Linked DNA regions of Homo sapiens: region 2 is linked to region 1. Evidence: chromatin loops called from intact Hi-C (ENCODE). Cell type or tissue: heart left ventricle. All regions are shown on one strand.

Region 1 (2,500 bases):
GCACAAACTTCTCTTTAGGATTGGAAATGCTTCCCTAAGGGTCATTAAAATCACAAGATAAATAACAAAACCTGTGGAGATATTCAAAGGGAAGGAGGACTATGTATCTTGAAAGTGGATAGAGCAGAAACCTGGAGAGACTTAATGGTGTTCACATATAGAAAAGGTTAGAGAGGATTATGTCCAGCTGTTTTCCATCTTCATTGATGACAGGATAAAAGAAAATGGGCATCAACAGGAGGGATTTAGCTAGACATGAAGAATTTCTCTGCTGTTGCAGATTTTAAAAAATTGAAATGTACTGCTTGGTCTGCATGAGGTTTCTACTCTGAAAATCCGCAGATTTGATGTGTAGTAAGGACACGAGAATTAGCACACCGGGTCAGATCAGGGGATTTGCCTGAAAACATCACAGATGTTCCCAAACTGCCATGTCCACATCCACACTTTTCTAGAACAAATTTATATTTTTAGCCTTTGCCAGTTTAATGACTTATGTGCTTTCTGCATATAAATTAGCATTCCTATTTATTAGTTAAGGGCTGTTGCATTGAGGTTAGAAGCACACACTTAGGAGTCAAAAAGCCTGAGTTCCAATCCTGATTTTGCCCCTTGGAGCTGTCTCAGCTTAGCAATTTTTTTATTTTTATGTTTTTCACCCTCTGTTGCCCAGGCTGAAGGGCAGTGGTATGAGCTCAGCTCACTGCAACCTCAACCTCCTGAACTCAAGTGATCCTCCCAGCTCAGCCTCTCGAGTAGCTGGTACTACAGATGTGCATCACTGCATGCAGCTTATTTTGTTTATTTTCTGTAGAGATGAGGTCTCTCTATGTTGCCCAGGCTGGTGTCAAATGTCTTGACTCAAGCAATTCCCCCACCTCAGCCTTCCAAAGTGCTGGGATTACAGGTGTGAGACATAGCATCTGGCACCTCGGCTGAGTAATTGAGTGCTATACCTTGTTTCCTTATCTCTAAAATGGAGATCATAATGGTTCTTACCTTATGGGTGGTTGTAAGCATGCCTGCCATGGAGCAAATGCTCAAAAATGGTCGCCAGGATTATGCTAATGCAGCCCCTTCATAGTTTCAAAGAGGTGCCTCTTAGAGCTAGTATGTAAAGATTTGTTATATTACTTCACTGTTTTGTATGTGTCCATTTTCTAGTCTGCAGTTTCTTCTTGTCCCTCCTCCTCCTTGTCCTCTTCTTTCTCCTTTTCTTCAATCCATTCTCACAGGAAAGTACATTTCTCTCCTTGTTTATGCTACTTGCCATTCTCTGAACTCTCTTCAGGTCCATTACATCTTTCTTGAAGGGAAGTGACCTGGAATTGTTCAAGTGTGATCCTCCCTAAAGGCAGAGAGATGGACTGAATAATTTATGAAGATACCTTCTGGCAATATCAATCTATGCAATGACTTTCAGGTTAAGGGAATTTTCGTTTCCAAACTACCTCATCAGTTAGCAGATATCTCCTTATAACACTAGGGGTCACTATTAAAGCAATATTTCAAAAGCATTAGCCTTCAACCTGCAATAAAATTGAGAAAATCCTTCAGAACACTGCGAGAGAAAAGATATTATACAGGTAGTTTGAGGGCAACAGCTGGGATTTTATCAGGTTCCTAAATTGAAATTCACTTATTTTTATTTTATTTTTTGAGAGGGAGTCTTGCTCTGTTGCCCAGGCTGGAATGTAGTGGTGAGATCTCAGCTCACTGCAACCTCTGCCTCCTGGGTTCAAGCAATTCTCCTGCCTCAGCCTCCCAAGTAGCTGAAATTACAGATGCCCACAACCACACCTGGCTAATTTTTGTATTTTAGTAGAAACGGGGTTTCACCATGTTGGTCAGGCTGGTCTCGAACTCCTGACCTCTAATGATCTGCCTGCCTTGGCCTACCAAAGTGCTGGAATTACAGGCATGAGCCACTGCACCCGGCCTTGAAATTTATTTCTAATCCCTTCTTGTTTCTCACCCCTAGAAAACAATTCCATTTTCCCTGAGGTGGTAAGACCTGGGAAGATCTGGGGGTGAAAAATCTGCTCTGGCTTGGACTGCTGACTTTAAATCCACTTCTCCAGCTCTGACACCTATGCCGAGCCAACTTCCATAGTTCCAAGCACCTTCAACTCATTTCCACGTGGCAGTCCCCGCTGCCTGCAACTTCAACTCCAGACATGTTAAACCAGAATCCACCTCCCAGTCCTTTATTCCCCTCCACTTTCACACCCAAATAGACTCCCTTTCTCAACTTCCTCATTGGTGATTAAGATTCAACCTGCAATTTAAAGGCCCTCATTCACCAAGTCCTTGCTTTTTAAATATATCTGCTTCTGTAAAATTGGAATAACAATAGTGTGCACTTTATAGAGTTGTGGGGATCAAGTAAGGCCTCCATTAGGCAGCCACCAAGAAAGGGCATGGCTCAGTGTAAGATGCCCCTTCAGCCAGACTCCACGCCTCTCCTAGCAACCATCAAGGGGGATCCCCAACCCCTCCA
Region 2 (2,500 bases), 320 kb after region 1:
TTTTGAGTGCCTTATGAGTCAGGCATTTTTGTGGGTGCTGGAGATAATAGTGATGAAAAACAAAAGTCCCTTTTCCTTATAGAACTTAAATTCTAGTGTGGGAAGGCAGATAGTACAGAAATAAATTGATGGATGGATAGATGGATAGGTAGGTATTTGCTATATAGCAGGTACTATTTTTGCTTTTATATAGTGCTGTGGAAATGAGTAAAGTCAGGACAAAGGAAAAGAGAAGGTGATGCTGGGGGGTATTATTTTAAGTTGGATGGTTAGGGAAAGTATCATTGAATAGGGGACATTTGAACAGAGTCCTCTATGAAGGAAGTAAAAGAAATAAAAAGAGGAATAGCTAGCACAAAGACTCTGAGGTTGCAGCACACTTTACCCCTCAAGAAAGAACGGTGACAGAAAGGGTGGAACAAAGTGAGAGAGTAGTAAAATATGAGTTCACAGTGGTGGGGATGTATGTAGATGATAGAAGGACCCAACAGGCAACCATAAAAGACATTGGCTTTTACTCTGAGTGAAATGGGAAGCTCTTAGTGGGTGTTGAGCAGTGGAGTAATAAGATAAAACTTATTTCATCATGCATTTCAGGTACTTACTCCTAATCATAGTAATTAATAAATTATTAATTTGGGGTATAGAAAGTTCATATATGAAGTGGAGGGTGTTGGCTCTTTTAAGAATTCAGTGAAAATCCTAAACTTCTTGCAGAAAGTGATTCCAAGCTTTGAGTTATTCTTCCTGATGATCAGTACAGTTGGTTTACTTTCTTGTTATCTTTGTCCTAAAGCTTCTTAAATCACTTTGTAGCTCAAGCCTAATGGATTATACCTGCCCATGTAAATTCTGAAAATGTTAATGTTGCCTAGTGATTCAGAGGCTTTAGTAATTTACTTAAACTACTTCTTGTTTTATTGGTATAAACTGTATTCCTCAGTGTCTACTATGATTTCAAAGTTAGTATTTGCCTTGGAATTTTTCTTTGAAGCTGGCAACTCTAGTTCAATATAAGACAGGCTCTCAGAGCTCCACTTATTTAACAACTGTATCTATGCCCACTTTTATTCCTCTAAGCATTCCTAGAATAAGCATTTCAAATGGTTTTGAATTATCAAAGGTCTTTTTGAAAAACAAGGTTATTGAGAAAATGTTTAAAAAGTTCATGAGAAAGTTGTCTAAAATACACCCCCCTCCCCCAAGGTAGGCCTGAAATGCCACTAAATCAACAAAGGATAGTCACTAAAAGTTACCCTGTATTTTCTAGGACTTGGGGAAAGTCATGGAGTAGCTGTGCTTTCTCTAAGTAACCTATTTTAAATTTTTTTGAAGAGCAAAATTATTATACCTCTTTTTCATCCAGAATGGAGCTGACTGTAGGCATCTTTTTAAAGTACCCATAGGTCAGGACCTCTCTGGACTTTCCACTACCTTGAAAGACACTGCCAGAAGAATGTTGTTCCCCACACTTAAAAAAGGAAAAGTAATGTTCTTTTCTCCAGCCATTATTTTATGCAAAGTCCAACTTTATTTTATCTGAGCTATCTGAACTTTCAATTTATTTGAAACATTTATTGATTAATATCTATAATGGAGCTTTTAATTTCTCTGATCATTTATCCTTTGTTAGGTTAGCAGAACTGTAACAACACAGTCACTTTCACAGCCACGAATGATACTTTTATAGTCATTTGTGGACATATACTGTGCAGAGTATCACAAAGTTTGAGCCACCTGACAAACTTATTTCCAGTTGAGATCTGCAGGGTGATGCTCTGCCTTCTTGTTGCAGCTCTCATACCATGAACAAGTGTCATTTTCATGGTCCATGAGGAAAAAGCATTTTCCTCATTTTGGTGCTTTTTGTTAGTGATTGTGCAGTTTAGAATGGCCCCCAAACATAGCCTGAAGTTCTGTTTAATGTTCCGAAGTGCAGGAAGGCTGTAATTTGCCTTAAAGATAAACTAATGTGTGTTAAAGAAACTTAATTCAGGCATTAGTTATAATGCTGTTGACCATGAGTTCGATGCTAATGAATCAATGTATATTAAAGATATATTTAGGCAGAAACACGCATAAAAAAGGTTATGCATTGATCAGTTGGCAACAGTGTTGTGACCAGAGGCTTGTGAGAACTGTATTTCCCCTAGGAGCAATGGCTCAGTATTTGTTAATTCAGTGGTTGCAGCAATTTTATAGAACACAATTACTGTGAATGGGAATCAACTGTATTTGATTAACGGTGGTGATTTATAGGGACTTTAGATACCAGAAATGTTTCATAATTCCCTTTCTCTGAAATCACTGTTTTAATATGTTTAAATGCATGCATGCAGAGTTGTGATGTTAAACATAATTTTACTGTGGGTTCTGGTCAAAAAAGATGAAATGTCATTGGTTAACTTGAAAGAGACATTATTCTAAACATTATCCTCCAGAAAATTGACATGTACAGGAAGCATATTGAATGCTCAGCAAATAATTTGTTTTAGAGTAA

The links. Hi-C counts contacts between places; a loop is a spot of excess contacts. Peaks named below come from ENCODE experiments on the same cell type or tissue, not always from the same donor. Only the 100,000 strongest peaks of a DNase experiment are listed, where the experiment ranks them.
Region 2: a loop joins it to region 1, with 3.0 times the contacts of the local background. A loop is called at or near these places in 25 of 110 quality-filtered maps.

Annotation. Positions count from the first base shown.
Region 1 is chr4:152,734,506-152,737,005 of GRCh38, reverse strand. No RefSeq gene overlaps it. Among named protein-coding and RNA genes, the nearest start is that of TIGD4, 44 kb to the left of the region's middle. In heart left ventricle, a CTCF peak has its summit at 1,489 (motif pointing right); no DNase peak of the experiment used is centred here.
Region 2 is chr4:152,413,676-152,416,175 of GRCh38, reverse strand. The region is part of intron 2 of FBXW7 (F-box and WD repeat domain containing 7); the gene reads left to right. Among named protein-coding and RNA genes, the nearest start is that of MIR3140, 74 kb to the left of the region's middle. In heart left ventricle, no CTCF peak of the experiment used is centred here; no DNase peak of the experiment used is centred here.